2 separate regions of the Homo sapiens genome follow, and region 1 is linked to region 2. Evidence: chromatin loops called from intact Hi-C (ENCODE). Cell type or tissue: endothelial cell of umbilical vein. All regions are shown on one strand. Region 1 overlaps COLGALT2 (collagen beta(1-O)galactosyltransferase 2). Region 2 overlaps C1orf21 (chromosome 1 open reading frame 21).

What was found. A loop is a pair of places that touch in the nucleus more often than their neighbours do. Peaks named below come from ENCODE experiments on the same cell type or tissue, not always from the same donor. Only the 100,000 strongest peaks of a DNase experiment are listed, where the experiment ranks them.
Region 1: a loop joins it to region 2, with 2.2 times the contacts of the local background. A loop is called at or near these places in 1 of 110 quality-filtered maps.

What each region holds. Positions count from the first base shown.
Region 1 is chr1:183,982,610-183,986,609 of GRCh38, reverse strand. All of the region lies in intron 1 of COLGALT2 (collagen beta(1-O)galactosyltransferase 2), which reads left to right. Among named protein-coding and RNA genes, the nearest start is that of COLGALT2, 53 kb to the left of the region's middle. In endothelial cell of umbilical vein, no CTCF peak of the experiment used is centred here; no DNase peak of the experiment used is centred here.
Region 2 is chr1:184,552,042-184,556,041 of GRCh38, reverse strand. The region is part of intron 3 of C1orf21 (chromosome 1 open reading frame 21); the gene reads right to left. Among named protein-coding and RNA genes, the nearest start is that of C1orf21, 170 kb to the right of the region's middle. In endothelial cell of umbilical vein, no CTCF peak of the experiment used is centred here; a DNase peak (open chromatin) is centred at 1,991.

The DNA.
Region 1 (4,000 bases), 570 kb after region 2:
TGAAAGATGATAATGGGCTTTTGAATTGACTGTTAACTGGTCAATCAGCAAATTTTACCATCAGGAAAAATTTAGAGATGCCATTTAGGGATGAAATTGATTGGTTGCTTGAATTTCTAGAATCAAATATTTATTTTTACATCACATATACCCAGGCTTCAGGTGTGTCGTGTCTATGATTGTTTCTGGGATGAAATGGGGCATACTGAGGAGGGATGTTGAGGAAGTATAAACATTAATTTTGTTGGTGAGGAATTTTTCATGAGAAGTGAGTTTTTCTGATTTCTTAGTTCATTGGGAAGAATTGCAACTAAGTGACTTGGTATGAATAGGATCTAGGAAAAGGCTTTTTGTGGGAGGAATCCCCAGACCCCCAATCCATATTCACGTCTTTAACCATATCCATATCTAGTTTCCACCCAGAAAAAGGATTCCAGATCTTTAGACAGAATTCTACCCAGTAACCAAGAAAGAAGAATCAATTGGCATATTTTGCTGAGTGGCTGAGCATGTCTCTGCCTTTGGCACGTCTGCTGCTGGGGAGGCTTTCCTTGAGACTGGACACAGAGGTGGCGGGACTCGATGATATGACCTTTCTTGAAAATGAATTACAGTAGTTGCTTTCATTAGTGGAATTTTATTTTTAGGTGGAGCTGTTTATTTTCTACACCAGTGAGTCTTCTTTGCTCAATGAAAACAAGAAGCATCTGAGAGGGTAGTTCAGTGTTTGAAGTCTCGAATTGGAAAATTTACCTTTGCCAACTCACTAGTCATGGTGAGGATTGTCCAGGTGGTGACTAAGTTTGTTGTTCATTCCACTGCCATTCCCTTGAGCCTCTGGGGAATGTATTTTGCAGGTTCTCAGGCAGCAAGATCAATAGATCAGTCGTTGTCCAGTGTTGCCATCCTGCTACTCCACCAATCGCAGACCTCTTCTATAGTGACAGAGGTCTTAGACTTTCTCGGGTGTGGCAGGGAAGCTGAGGACATTCCCTGAGTCTCAGTACAGATGGAAGTGATCAGAAGTACCGTGTCCTGGCCGGGTGCGGTGGCTCATGCCTGTAATCCCAGCACTTTGGGAGGTTGAGGCGGGTGGATCACCTGAGGATCAGGAGTTCGAAACCAGCCTGACAAACATGGTGAAACCCCATCTCTACTAAAAATACAAAATTAGCTGGGCATGGTGGCGCATGCCTGTAATCCCAGCTACTTAGAAGGCTAAGGCAGGGCAATCACTTGAACCCGGGAGGTGGAGGTTGCAGTGAGCTGAGATTGTGCCATTGCACTCCAGCCTGGGCAACAAGAGTGAAACTCCATCTCAAAAATAAAATAAAATAAAGGAGTACTGTGTCCTCAGTTTCCGTGTCCCACCTGCTGAGAGATCCAGTCTTCATCTTTAATATGATTCCAGTGGCCCCATGCTTACCAATATGAGTTTAGCCCTAACAACCTCAGTAGGACTTGTCAAAATAAATGAGTCAGTTCTAATTATTTCTAGTTGGCTCTGAGTCTTAAGAGGCAAGACTTAGAAATGAAAACTAACTTCTGGAACAAGGAGAAATGTCAATGTTTTTAGACATTGCCAGATAAATCTCAATTTTTTTTTCCACAGCCAAGCAGTAAAGCGTCTCATCCTGCAGACATGTTGACTTCTTGGTCTGCTCTTTGTGCTCCCTTCCATGTAGCGGTGACAGTGCACCTGTTGACCTGGGAGCATCATCAGCCAAGGGGATCCCTACATGTGCTGTGATCACATCTCCAATACGTGTTTCCCTTAGTCCTAATTCAATTTTGAATCTGAGACTCATGGGCTTTTGCTAACTTGCACAGCTGGAGAAGAGGAAGAAGGGGAAATAGGAACCAAAAGCAGAATCAGAGGGAAAGCAGATGGGCAGCATTAGGGTAAGAGGTGGCCAGTGTGGATGTGGCACCTGTTTCTACCAGCACTCCCTTTTCAGGTACTAGCTCCAAAGAAAGCAGGCCAGGACTCATGGACAGAGAGGTGGCCAACCATGAGCACTGAAGCTGTCTCAGGGCCACAGCTCCCCTAAAAGTGGAAGGGAGAGACCTTGGTGGCTGGCGGGTACCAGGGCTCCTTAGAGGTAAAGGAAAGTTATTGTCCCAACATGACCTTCAAAGAAAATTAAAAACAGCTCAAGAGCTGAGCTCTCCTTGCTGTCTTTTTGTCGTTGTTGTTTTTCTTTTGAGACAGAATCTCACTCTCTCACCCAGGCTGGAGTGCAGTGGCACGATCTCAGCTCACTGCAGTCTCCGCCTCCCGGGTACAAGCAATTTTCCTGCCTCAGCTTCCCAAGTAGCTGGGACTACAGGCACACACCACCACGCCTGGTTAATTTTTGTATTTTTAGTAGAGACGGGGTTTCACCATGTTGGCTGGGCTGGCCTTGAACTCCTGACCTCAGGTGATCCGCCTCACCCTCCCAAAGTGCTGGGATTACAGGCGTGAGCCACTGTGTCCAGCCTTTCCTTGGTGTCTTATCCTGAGTCAGAGATCTGGGGAAGAGAGAGTGAGTGGAGGTGTTGATTTAGGTGTGAATCCACTCTAGTTGGAGAATTGAGGCAAAGACTGAGCCGTATGAGCCTCCCGGAAACATGGTCACCCAGCCAGCCCATATTTGTGTTTTCACAATCTGTGGTTTTCCAGTTTGATTACTGACTGTCAATTACTTGCAGATCACCTCTCCAGATGTCCAGCTGTCCTTGCACATCATTTGTTTTCTTCAAGGAATCCATTAGTGATGTCTGCGATTTTTCTGGGTGCCTTTTCTGGTCTGGTTGGGAGGAGGGTAACAGATTCGAGGCAGTACTCATTTTCCAAGGAGCCTTCAGACTGAGAGAGGGGCCACTGTGCCTCAGCTCCTCCTGAGGGGCCTCACACATTCTGGGTTCTCAGCTTCCTAGCTTCATGGAAAAATCCACCTCAGCCGCAGAGGTTTTTGTGTCTAGATGCTTGTGGAGTGCTGCAGCAGGACAAGCACTGCGCTGTTGCTGCCTTGTGCTACAGGGCTCTGAAAATAGAACCGTTAGCACCAGCCTCGGGTTTCCTCCAGAAAGCTTGCATATGGGCCTTTGGTATCTCTCTCTGTCCAACCCTCTGAATAGCCCAGGGCCTGTGTTGCTTTCATTATTATGCATTCAAATGGAAATATACTTTTGTCAGAGCGATTACAAGGCAGTAGTTAGAAGTGTCTGCCTGGATTTCTGTGTTTTTGCCTTTTTTGACATTGGGGAGGAGGAGCAGGGAAACTTAGTCTTAAGCGGGGACCACCAGGCTTCCTCGGTGGGCTGGTGTGGCCCTCACTGCTCTTCCTCCTCTTCCTCCTCTGGGAATGAGTGTAGGAGAGATTGGCCCTGCACTTCAAAGACCAGGATTCATGCACCTCTCTCCAACCACAACTGGAGGACGTGTTCATTTCCTCAGAAGCCTGAGAACAAACAGAATCTTAATTCAGGGAAGTAACACTACAGACAGTTTTTTAACTCAATAAAGAGAATATTTGAAATCTGTGCATCTGTTTTTAATTAGACATCTGTACCTCTGCATACTCCAGGCAGCTAATTTCTAAGGATGTTCATCAGGAGTGGATGCTTAGGCAGGTTTTGGAGTTGTTTAATCTGTACACCAGGAAAACACATTTCGTACGATAAGACCAACTTTGTCAAAAGGATTAGGAAATGCATTGATGTAGAGAAGGCAAAGAGAATTTAAGAAGTCCTGTGTAATGAAGAAACAACAACCAAGGAAAGAAGTAGATGCTGTATAAATTACCTAGACTATTTTTTTTAAGAGATGGGGTCTCACTATGTTGCCCAGGCTGGAGTGCAGTGACTATTCACAGGCATAGTTGTACTCACTGCAGCCTGGAACTCCTGGGCTCAAGTGATCCTCCTGCCTCAGTCTGTCAGGTAGCTAGGACTAAGGGTGTGTGCCACTGCACCTGGCAAATTCTCTTATGCCGTTTATAAATAATTTAAGAAT
Region 2 (4,000 bases):
TACCTATTAGGACATTTCTTACAGATCGTTCTAGAGTACAGTTCAGGACAAAGAAGAAGGGAAATGGTAAAGCTTTATCTCCCTCTAGCAGGAGTCCCAGCCTGTGGCTACAGTGAGATCTCCTCAGGGATCCCTTTTGTCCAGATGGCCTGGAGGGCCAGTGGGCGGATCCTCGCAGAGGTAATTGGCATAAGGCACCATATTGTGCCAGGGAAATTATTTTTCCTGCCAGAAGCTTGTTTAGCTAAGTCAGAAGAATGCCTCTGTGTTGGAGGGGAGCCTTCCTCACTCGGAACTTCTGATTTAGTTACGCCTCCCACCCCACCTCCAGTCCTCCTCCCCCAACTCCTTGCCCCGCTCCTGAGAGTAAAGCCAGAAAGTGAGTTTCACCAAAAGAAAAAAAATGGGGGCACAAGGCTGCTCTGGCCCAAGGGTCTGGGTAAAGAAGGTAACAGGTGTTTGTGCATATGTGTGTGACAGTGTGTGTGTGTGTATGTATGTGTGAGGGTGTGTGGGGGTGTGTGTGCTATTCCCACATCACAGCACAGTTTTACAGAAGAGTGGACTTTGGAGAAGATCCTTCCATGACAGAAGCAGCAGCATCTGGCTGTGAACATACATCAGTGACCTTAGCTTGGGATCTGAGGGGCTGCCTCAGTGTAGACATTGGCAGCAGCTCACAGGGGCCTCTGCCTACCACCAATGGTTTCTTGGGTGTCAGAGGTCTGGCAGAAGATGCCAGTCCCTGAGATTTCCCAGGAATAACTTAGGGACCTCAAAATGGAGGGGAGATGTCTGGTTCCACGCAGCTGATAAGAGGCAGAAAACTGATTTATTTGTTTATTCATTCATTCCATACAAATGAAAATGAGGGCTAGTTATAGGCTAGATATTGTTCTAGGTGCTGAGCAGGAAAAATGGCAAAAACTTATGCCCTGACAGAGCTGCCACTCCAGTGAAGGCAAAGGGAAATGGGAAATGAGCAAAAACTAACTAGTATCAAGTCAGGTGGTGAGAAGTATGAGGAGGAAATTACAACAGAATAATAGAGACTGGGGGCTGATAGAGGCTACTCTAGCCAGCTGGATAAAGGGCTGTCTCTGGAATCAGAGAAATGTGTATATTCTTGTTACACACATGTGCATGCACTTTTGAACTATAAACAATAGAAAGCTTAAATTTTTACTTCTATTTTCAAGAATCTTCCAACCATCAAATTAAAAGAACCCTATCATATACCAATAAGTTGTAAGAAATTTTTAAGAGACTGTCCCTAATTTTTATTTACTTAGATTTTATTCTGTAAATTAGAAAACAAAGGATAGGTCATAAAGTTTACAAACATTTGTTATACAGATTTCCTTGAATTGGTGTTTGTTTTATTCACTGAATGAATGAATGAGGCACTATAAGCCAGTTAAGAGATGGGGTTAAAACCATCACTTATTTTTTTAAAGGCACTAAACTACGTCAATTTTATTGTTTGGCTATACAAACATTTATTTGCTACTGAAAACTGAAATAACACAGCAAAATTTCCTTTTATTGTAATTCAAATTTTTGGAAACCAAAATATCCAATTAATTACTATGCTCTAGCCAAACCACCCAATAGTTTCTTTACCTTCTTTCTCCATACCTTACTCTGCTTCAAATTCTTGACATTGGGTTTCATCTCACTGATTTGAGGATTCTAAAACACAGGGGAATGCCTGAGACCTACTGGTGCTTCCTTGGGTTATATCAAAAAGTAGAACTGAAGTATTATTGAAGTCACTCAAATACATTCAAACTATATAGATCCCTTACAAATTACTGGTATCAAGGTAGGAAGGAAAAGATACAAGAAGAAAAAGACATCACAGAACTCATTACAGGTTATCAAAATTATTGGTATACAGTCTGTCTCAGAATAAAGTAGCCTTCTCAACCTGCTGCATAAAATTACAAGCAAGAAAGGAAGTATAGGAATAAGGTTTATGACTGAACTGGCTCTGTGCCATAATTCTCCATTGTGGCATTGTCAGAAGGATCCCATTAATGCAGAAACTGCTGGAATGGTTCACGTTTTGATTTATTCTTAACTCCCTTAAGCCTAGTGTCTGTTACTTCTCTTTCAAGCCGAGAAAATCAGTTGAGCAAGATGTAACTGAGTTTTACCATCTTTTCTTTCTGAACAAATAACAACAATGACCTTGTTCCTCTCCTCCTGTGTGGCATGCCATCTCTGATGTCCTGGAAGATCTTTTCTCTTCTACTCTGCCATTGGGGTAGACCTTCTGGTAGAGGGGAAAGGGACCAGGGTTGAGAGTCAAGTTATGCTTTGTGATGAGTCCATTGGTAATCTAGCTACAGCTCTAAGCTGCTCCTGGATCTTTGGGTCTCAGCAGAACATGATGCTGACTCACAAATTGCTACAAGGTAGCCTGGAAAAAAGTCTATAGCCCAGAAGGAGCCTGAAAACCTGAACTCCAACAAACGGTGCCCAAAGAGCCAACCATTCACTCATTAACTTGACTTCTAAGCCTATTTCTGTAAAACGGGAATAAGAACCTTAACCATCAGATTGTAAAGACAAGGTAAGATAGTCCATTCAGTGTTTACGGCACAGAACCAGGAAAAACAGTAAGCAGGCACTCACTTTTGTAGGTTAAAAAGAAAAATAGAATGAAACTTATGTGTGAGTTCTAAATTAGTTTAAAAATCATTTAAAGACAACCTATGAAATAACTTCTTTGCCTAGGATTATTAATGGAAATCCAGCAGATATTCTCAAGAAAAAAATGGAATTAGTTTCTCCCCCCCTTGGACTTACGAATAAACAGTGTTAGAACTAAATGGTTTTTTTCCTATTCTAAAATCAAAAAAAATACACCATCCCTCATCCTCGTGTCTGTGACAAGTCGTACCCAGATTGTATTAAGAATTGAAAAACCATCCTCATTAGACTTGAGGGCCCTGTAGACATGCACAGCAGACATTTATTGAGCACCTATTATGACCACCAGGAGTAGACCAAGAGCTTTAGATGGATTCTCTGAGTCCTTCTTAACCAATATGCCAGAATTCATGGAAATAACTTCATTGTTGAGCAGACATGTCTCTTCTCTAGGCCAAATGACAAAAATGTACATTTTGCTTGGTATAAATACCAAATATGTTGTTGCTGTTGTTTTTCTTATAACCAAAGCAATATTTCATTGTAGAAAATAAATCATCTGTTATCCTACCAATTGAGTGCCATTAAAATTTGGAATGTTTCCTATGTCATTTTTTTCTCTCTCTGCTGTTTATCTACAAAATTGGAATTATGTAATCATTCTTTGAGCAAATGCTTTTTTGGTGGTTTATACTATCTCATTATATGGATAAGCCATTAATTACTCATCCGGGTAATACTGGGAAATTTGGTTATTCCCTTTTTTTCACCATGACAAATAAAGCTGTAGTAACCATCTTTGTACATCTCTTTGATTTCCCTCTTCCTAGGAAAATAATTATTAATTTGAACATGACCATCTTTTGGGCTTGCAATATCTTCATCCAGAAAGGTTGTGGCTATTTACACTCTCAGCAGCAGTATATGAATATGAGTGCCTGACTCCTCTACTTTTGTCAGAAATGACAGTGTGATTTTAAAAACACACAAAAAAGTTTACAAAAAAGTTGCCAATTTCTTAGGAAAAAAAGTATCTGATTGTTTTCTTAAATCTGCATTTTTAAACTATATACTATAAGGTTATTCTTCTACCTTCCTTCCATACAGGCTATTTTCTTTGTTCTGCAAATTATCTATTCCTATCCTTTGCCCATTTAAAAATCTGTGTTAGGGATATCCTTCTTGTCTGACAAAAACACTTTCTATGTTAAAAGTATTAATTTTTTTTCCTGTAATATTTGTTGCAGTTACTATGGTATTGCAACAGTATTCCTGGGCAGTATTTATCTTTTAAATGTTTACTGTACTATTTCATGTAAAAAGTTTCAAATTTGTGTATGCA